2 separate regions of the Homo sapiens genome follow, and region 2 is linked to region 1. A link is an interaction called in ENCODE POLR2A ChIA-PET data of the cell type or tissue named here. Cell type or tissue: OCI-LY7. All regions are shown on one strand. Links, peaks and the distances in the headings refer to the core of each region. The heading gives the core; the rest is flanking DNA.

Region 1 (4,396 bases), core at 171-4,170:
CCTGACCTTGTGATCTGCCCACCTCGGCCTCCCAAAGTGCTGGGATTACAGGTATGAGCCACCGCACCCGGCTAAAAACATACATTATTCTTAAGCACACAGGGAAACATTTACAAAAATTCATTGTATACAGGCCACAGATCAAGTCTCAACAAATTTTAAAAGTAGATATCATAAAACCATGTATTCTGACCAAAAAGCATCTACTTAGAATTTAATTATGAAAGATGTTTAAAATCTTCATACCTTTGGAATTTTTAATCCCAAATAATTTAAGATTCAAAGAAGAAATCACAATGTTGTTTTAACAATATCCACAACTGAATGTTATTCAAATAATACATATCAAAATTTGTGCAATGGGATGAAAATGAAATTCTGAGAGAAATTTATCCCTAACTACGTTTTATAGAGAATGAAAATATAGACACTAAGAAGCTAAGTATCCAGCTTAAAAATTTATCAAAGATCATCAGAATAAACCAAAACAAGTAGAAGGAAGGTGCTGAGAAAATGAGAGTAAAAATCAATAAAACAGAAAACAAAGATACAGTGAGAAAATTCTACAATCCCAAAAGTTGGTTCCTTGAAACTGATAATAAAATAGGGAAAGCAATTAACAAGATTTAGCTAGAAAAAAAGAAAGAAGTCACAAATAACCAATGTCAGGAATATTTCTAAAAGGGGAAGTAATCTCGACAAAAACAAATAATATAAAGACAAAAGAATGCCACCCATATCCTTTTGTCAAAATATATATATATATATAACTTAGGTGAAAGGAACACGTCCCTAGAATAAAGCTCGCTGAAGAATACATAAAATGATTAAATTAGGAAAATTGCACATAGTGACGCCACCAGGCCCAGGTAGTTTGATAAGTGACATCTATCAATCATTCAGGAAACAAGTCATTTCAGTTTTATACACACTCTTCCAGACAGTAGAAAAAGAGAGACTAGTCCCCAATTTCTCAATCTTATCTTGATACCCAAACAGAAGAAACAGGAGGAAAAAGGAAAATGACAAGTGTATTTGACCATGCATATAGACGCAAAAGTGCTGAGCAAAAGATGATCAAACAACCTACTGGAGTATTAAAAAAATGCTATGAATAATATGGTTTTCTCCCAGGAATGCAGGAGTAGTTTCATACCAGAAAAATCTTTAATTGTCATTCCCCATGGTAACAGATTAAGTAGGAAAAAATCCTATCAGTAGATGCATTCAAAAAATACAACAGAAGTTTAGGATAAAAACTTATTTAGTGATAGAAAGGAACTTCCTTAACCTGATGAAAGTTCACAGAACCAAGTGGCAGGATATTGGGTGCATTTCCTTCAAAATCAGCAGTAGCAAAAGATGCCCATGGTCACTATGTCTACTCAACTTTGACCATAATCTCACCCAGCATATTGAAACAAGAAAAAGGAAAGAAGTGCTTAGGACAAAGGGAAGAAATAAACTGTTATTATTTTGCAGATGATATAATCATCTAATTTGAAATCCCAAAACATTCTAAATAATACCCAAGATCAATGTGTGATTTTTTTTCTTTTTGTAGAGATGGAGGGCTCACTGTGTTATCCCCTGGCCTTGAACTCCTGGCCTCAAGAGATCCTCCTGCCTCAGCCTCCCAAAGTTCTGGGATTACAGGCATGAGCCACCAAACCTGGCCTAATTTGTGATTTTGTTTTAATTGAAAAAAATTTATTTAAAATACTTCAATTTCTATATACTAGTTATTTGAACTAATAAGGGAGCTTGGCAAGTTGGAAGGAAATGAAATCAATTAAAAATGAGTTTTACTTGCTGCATTTACTGAGAGAATTATGACAATTCTCTAAATCCAGAGAGCTGACATCCCAGAGGAGATGGGTGTCACTATGAAGAGATGCACAGTTATAGTGAATCCCCTCAAGGAACCCAGCTGAGAAATTCAACCCCATCAATATAGGAAAGAAAAAGGAGAAGTTCTGTGTTGCCAAATGGTGGGGAAATGAAAGGTAACTGGCTATTCTTCAAACCATCCATAGTCACAAACTGCCCACAGTCTGAGGTGTTACACAGACTTCCGTTGCCAGATGAGGTTAGGTTTGCGTGTCCTCACTTCCTCAAAAAAAGTGATTATTCAGGACAGTGGGTCATTTGTTGAAATCTGACATCTGTTAGAAGAGAAATACATCTGCAGAGTATACATGAGGACAGGCATTTCTTGCTCAGTACCTGAAGCCCAAAAGGATGAGTTGATTCTTTAAGAAAATAGCATTACACTTGCATCAAACCCAGCTGCTTTGATTCAGCAAGCCATGACAGTTAAAAATAGGAATATCACTAATTTTTCAGATGGTATCTATATTTCTGAAAAAGAAGAGATCAGCAGGCTTATAAATAAGATCTAAGAATTCTCCAGCTACCAAAGCAAGAAGATGCTAAAGGACACATGCAAGACCAACTTGTGATTTTTTTTAATTACAAAAAAAAACCCTCTTATATTTTTTAAATACTTTCATTCTGCATTCTGATAAGGAATCAGAAAATGCACTTTTAAAAAGATAGCATTTACAATAGCAACAAAAACTGGTATTTAGGAAGAAAAATAACAAAAGATGTGTAAGACCTGTGTGAAGAAACTCTACATTATCTCTTTAAAACACTTAAAAATATTTAAAGGAATAGAGAGAGAAAGACCTACTGTCATGGATAAGAAGGCATGAATTTCTAAACAAGTAAATTTTTTCCACATTGAGCTATAGATTCAATGTATTTTTTGGAATTTGACAACCTGATTCTTTTTTGTTTTGTTTTGTTTTGCTTTTTTGTTTTTTGTTTTGTTTTGTTTTGAGACGGAGTCGTGTTCTGTCACCCAGGCTGGAGTGCACTGGCGCGATCTCCGCTCACTGCAAGCTCTGCCTCCCAGGTTCACGCCATTCTCCTGCCTCAGCCTCCCGAGTAGCTGGGACTACAGGTGCCCACCACCACGCCTGGCTAATTTTTTTTTTTTTTGTATTTTTAGTAAAGACGGGGTTTCACCGTGTGAGCCAGGATGGTCTCGATCTCCTGACCTCGTGATCCACCCACCTCGGCCTCCCAAAGTGCTGGGATTACAGGCGTGAGCCACCGCGCCCGGCCTTGACAACCTGATTCTAACATTAAAGTGAAAAAAAAAAAGGACCAAGAATGGTCAAGATACTATTGAAGGAGATTAAGGAAGAGGTTTTGCTGTACTCTATATCAGGACTTATTTTTGAATTTATAGACAGTGATGACTCAGGGACAGTAAAATTGACTATTGGAGTAGAATAGAGACCACAGAAAGAGACCGACAAATATATAGAATTTTAATACATGGCAGAATTGGCATGTTGCTCAATGGAGAAGGGAGAAGGACTATTCAGAAATGAAGGAGAAACATATATGGATCAACACTATACACCATACACAAAAGTCAACCCCAGACAGAGTGAGTACTTAAATGTCAAAAGAAAAGCATACTCTCTATGTCCATCAGTTCAATTTTTTTTTATTCTTAGATCCCACAAATATGTGAGAACATGCAATGTTTGTCTTTCTGTGCCTGCCTTATTTCACTTAACATAATGATCTCCAGTTCCATCCATGTTGTTGCAAATGACTGGATCTCATTCTTTTTTATGGCTGAATAGTACTCCATTGTGTATATGCACAACATTTTCTTTATCCATTCATCTATTGATGGACACTTAGGTTGCTTCTGGATTGTTTGCAACTCAACGGATCAATGCTTGAGGGGCTGGGTACCCAATTCTTCATGAAGTGTTTATTTCACACTGCATGCCTCTATTGAAACAGTTCATGTACCCCATAAATATATACATCTAATATGTACCCACAAAATTAAAAATAAAAGCATAAAACTTTTAGTAGAAACTATATTTGAATATCTTTCTAATCTTAGGATGGGTGAAATTTTTTTTAATGAGATCCAAAAGGTACTCAATAGAAAAGAGAGGATTTGTGAATATGATTATATTACAACTAGGAACTTATGTTCATTGAAGATCACTTTAAGAAGTGAAGACAAGCTACGCATTGGGAGAAGATATTTATATTTACAACACATACAATGAGAAAAATAGTGTAAAAATGTATAAAGCCCTCCAACAAATTCATTAAGAAAAAGTCAAACACCCAATAGGAAAATGGGATCCAGATGTGACCAGGTGTTTTATAGAAGATGAAAGCAGAGAGAGATTTTTCATCTTCACTGGTAACCGAGGAAATGCAAATCAATACCATAGTGAGATAGTAAAATAGCCTCCAAAACTGAGAAAAGCAAGTTGGAGAGATTACAGAACAACAAGATTTCCTAGGCATAGATGAGAGTATAAATGGATATAATTGCTTTGGAAAGCCA
Region 2 (4,396 bases), core at 182-4,181, 180 kb before region 1:
TGTCTATCCCGTCATATGCTTCTGGGAAAAATTGTCTATATATATTTTTTAAATGGAAAGAACTGGCTGGGCATAGTGGCTCAAGCCTACATCTCAGCACTTAAGGAGGCTGAAGTGGGAGGATTGCTTGAGTCCATGAGTTTGAGATCAGCCTGGGCAACATAGGCAGACTCTGTCTCTACAAAAAAAAAAAAAAAATTAGCTAGGCATGGTAGTGCATGCTTGTGGTCCCAGCTACTCGGGAGGCTGAGGCAGGAGGACTGCCTGAGCCTGGAGGGTTGAGGCTGCAGTGAACCATGATCATGCCACTGCACTCCAGCCTGGGCAACAGAGCAAGACCCTGTTTCAAAACAAATTGAAAAAAGCTTAATGCTCCTAAATAGGGTATTGGTTGAATAAGTCAACACACATCAAATTCAGTGGAATACTATGCAGCCATGAATAATTAACAGTAGTGGTGCAGAGCTGTTGCTTCTCCAGTGGGGATCCAGGACCCAAGGGCAGGGCGTGAAAAGTGCTTCAGAGGAGCTAAAGGCAGAAGGTCCACTTTGCATATCTTCTGGGGATGTCATTTATACTCAAATACTGAGTCAGGTCAATCAGACAACTTTAGTGACAATGAATGCATTATTTTCCCGTTGAAACTAACAGAAACGTGTTTTTCCATAGGCCACAAACATTCATAGGGACTTTCAGAGTAAAACAGAAGACTTCAGAGATATTTTGTAATTATATCTAGATACAGAAGACTTGAGATATTTTGTAAATATATGCTAGACACTCAGAGCTGTATATTCACCTTCCTCTGATTAAATTTGCCCTTAATGTTTCAGAATTCCTAATAAAGGACATTTAAGAATATGATCCCACTTTGGTAAACATTATGTATATGTGCATGAGTGTATATAACACATCAAAACTGAAAAGAGAGGATGGCAGATTGCAGGCATTGTTAGCCGGCCTCTCCCACCTTGGAAAGATGAAACAGTGTATAAAGATTTATGTTGTGACCTTTTCACCAGGGACCAACACAGGAACTTAACAGGAAAACTGGAAGAAACCACAGACCTTTCTAAAGAAACGGTGGGCAGCAGCCTACACCACGAGCCAGACAGAAAACTGTGAGTCCCCACAGTGTGAGAAGGGGAGAGACTGACTCAGGGATGTGCACTCCCACTGGGGTGCCACGCAGTCCAGGCCACAGGAGGGGGAAGCCCTCACCCTGCCCAGCACTGGAGCTGAGTTAGGGAGCGTTGGGGAGTAGATAAGGAGTCACATTGGGATGTGCTTGGCGTGCAGTCCTGGGCTCCAGCAGGGACAGAGGGAAGCCATTCCCGATGCTACCTCACAGGGGGCCTTGCAGAAGCCAGCTAGCTGACTCAGGAGGCGGTCACGGGTTGAGAGAAGCTCCCGACTGAGATCTGCAATGTCATCTTGAGTGGGGAAAGTAGACTTGCCCGAAATCTAAGACTCATAGGTGTTCTTGAGGGAGAAGAAAAAGCAAAAAGTTGAGAAAATTCAATGATTGGAAAGATACAGAATCAACCTAAGTGCTCTTCAACCCGAAGGAAAGGCTACAAAAGAATACACATCCCTGAGTCAGTCTCTCCCCTTCTCACACTGTGGGGACTCACAGTTTTCTGCCTGGCTCGTGGTGTAGGCTGCTGCCCACCGCTTCTTTAGAAAGGTCTGTGGTTTCTTCCAGTTTTCCTGTGAAGTCTCTGTGTTGCTCCCTGGTGCAGCTGCAGCGTAAGTAGGTTAGACAGGCGTTTCACAGCCTCCCTTACACAGCCTCCCTTAAAGGGAAACACATTTGCTAAATAGACGGAGAGAACAATCCGCCGGACAGCTCGCAAACCCCGACAGCGCATAAACCGCATCCTGGGCTCGTGGTCAAAACATCCTGTAGCAAGGAGGTAGAAGGGAAGAAGGGACAGTCCCCATATCCGTGCAAGTGCAGAAACCCATGCTTAGGTAGTGTCCTTGGGCTGACCTATGCTCATTATAATAGTGAAAACACACCCTCACGTGGAGACTTAAGGTGCTACTGAGACAGCGATGTATATGCACTAGCATGTACAGCCATTGCGCATGCGGGCCTAACAGACCACCCAGAACACGCTTAAGAGCAACACCGTCCCACCCACGCATGAGTAATCACGGAAGATTCCCCTAAAGGGAGTTTCCCCAGCGTCAGTCAGCGCTGTCTCACCTTTGAGCAGCCGCTCTGACCAGCTGTTAAGAGTGCACGTTCACTTTGCAATTAACTCTCTTGCTTACTTTTACCTTGGACTCACTCTCGAATTCTTTTCTTGAGGCAAAGTCAAGAACCGGAACTGGCCCACCAGCCATAGCAGGGGAGACTGTGTGTGCCGCGGTGCAGGCAGCACTCATGCCGGGAATGGTGAGGATGGCACCAGCTTGTCGGATTTTTTGTTGGCATTTGTGTTTGTTTCTCTACTCACCACCCAAGTGATAAAATAGGATCCTTGGTGTGGAACTTAGAATTATGCCAAAAAGCTAACAGTTCTCCTTTCTAGCCAGCTACAAAGCCAGACCATGCCCACCACTGCCATGCTTGCAAAACGGGTCACCACGGCCTGTAGGTGAGCAGTTGTGTAGGAGAAAAGAATCCAATTTTTTTGTGTGCTCTTTACTATTATGTAGACAGCTCCGTCTTCAGCCCACACTTTGGTTCCCTGTGGATTTCAGTTTGTGTCCTGTGTCTGAGGACAGCGGACTGAATACAGTGATTTTTTACCTCCAATAAATGTCATCCCGCTGCCCTTCCTGTGCCTCGAGGGTTGTCTGTTTTTCTCTTTCTTTTTCTTTCTTTCTCTTTCTTTCTTTCTTGCTTACTTTTCTTTCTTTCCTTCCTTCCTTCCTTTTCTTTCTTTCTTGTCTCCTTCCTTCCTTCCTTAACTCCTTCTTTCTTTTTGACAGAGTCTTGCTCTGTCACTCAGGCTGAAGTGCAGTGGCATTATCCCAGCTCACTGCAACCTCCACCTTCCAGGTTCAAGCGATTCTCCTGCCTCAGCCTCCCGAGTAGCTGGGATTACAGGCGCTCGCCACCACGCCCAGCTAATTTTTTGCATTTTTAGTAGAGACGGGGTTTCTCCATGGTGCCCAGGATTGTCTTGATCTCTTGACCTCGTGATCTGCCTACCTCGGCCTCCCAAAGTGCTGGGATTACAGGTGTGAGCCACCGCACCCGGCCCTGTTTTTCACTTTCTTTTTTTTTTTTTCCACAGGATTAAAATTATTTATTGAATAGACATTTATGGAGCATCTATTATAACAGGAAAAAGTACCAGGCCCTGAAGACACAAGAATAAAATCAAGCGTTTACAACTTACAAAAGGAGAAAGACAAGTACACCACAGTGTACAGCAATATTTATAGTACTGACATAAAGTAGTCATAGATATGGTGTTCGGGGGAGCAGTGAAGGACAAGGACCAGGACAGGGAACTCCATTTTGAGCAGAGTATTAAAAGATGACTAGGATAAAATCTTAAAGAAACGATATGCTATGCATTCCATGAAAACAAAACGAAAAACACCAGTGTGCTCTGCCTATCAGGATTCAAGCTGCCTTGTAAATATTACTAATTATTCATATTAGGAACACACTAGTCAACTCCATTAAAAAGCCACTTTCCATCCCTGCATAATGGTAGCTCTATGAATTTGTGATTCAGACCATATTCCCTCAAACAAATGCATTACTAAACTTTGACTAGACATCAGAATTGTTAAACAATAACAAAATAAAATTGAACAACTGAATAAAGCTGAAGCCCTGAACAGCCTAACTGGAAAAGGAGAAGACCCTTTAATTGGTCATATACACCTCTTGACCTGTATTTGGCAATCTGCTCTCCGACCGTCAACAGATAAGCAGCACAGCCCTCAAGGTTGGAGACTGATCTTTGGTAAAGCAGGCATCCATCCCAGATGCTGCTGTCTCCCGTACACAGCCCTCAGAGCCAAGGGAGGCCTGGAACCTGAGAAGTTTATTTCCAATTAGGACAGTTGCCTATACTTCTCATTCGAAGCATCCAGAGACAAGGGCCAGCCCAACCCCCAATGCCAGGAGCCAAGGCAGCATTATCTTCTGTATGAGTTCCTGACCCAGAGGTGACCTGCACGATTTCTTCTGTGTCCGCTGAGGGCCATGGAAGAATTTTCTCAGCTCGGCTATTATGTAAACTCTAATCTTACCAGTGGCAACATGGCAACCACAAATCCCAAGTCCCAGGAGGATTATACTTAATGGAGAGAACTCACTGGTCTATTGGGACTATTGGCACTGCAAAAATGCCATAAAGAGCTATTTATGACAAACCCACAGCCAATATCATACTGAATGGGCAAAAACTGGAAGCATTCCCTT

The links. Peaks named below come from ENCODE experiments on the same cell type or tissue, not always from the same donor. Only the 100,000 strongest peaks of a DNase experiment are listed, where the experiment ranks them.
Region 2: POLR2A ChIA-PET joins it to region 1 with 5 read pairs; 1 of 35 experiments calls an interaction of 5 or more read pairs at or near these places.

The regions. Positions count from the first base shown.
Region 1 is chr19:51,619,307-51,623,702 of GRCh38, forward strand. The region is part of intron 8 of SIGLEC5 (sialic acid binding Ig like lectin 5); the gene reads right to left. It also overlaps the pseudogene RPL9P33. Among named protein-coding and RNA genes, the nearest start is that of SIGLEC5, 8.9 kb to the right of the region's middle. RefSeq lists an enhancer at 2,050-2,189. In OCI-LY7, for the core only: no CTCF peak of the experiment used is centred there; a DNase peak (open chromatin) is centred at 2,085; H3K27ac peaks cover 1,368 bases.
Region 2 is chr19:51,439,828-51,444,223 of GRCh38, forward strand. No RefSeq gene overlaps it. Among named protein-coding and RNA genes, the nearest start is that of SIGLEC8, 16 kb to the right of the region's middle. RefSeq lists enhancers at 1,496-1,785, 2,086-2,225. In OCI-LY7, for the core only: a CTCF peak has its summit at 2,033; a DNase peak (open chromatin) is centred at 1,884; H3K4me3 peaks cover 1,255 bases.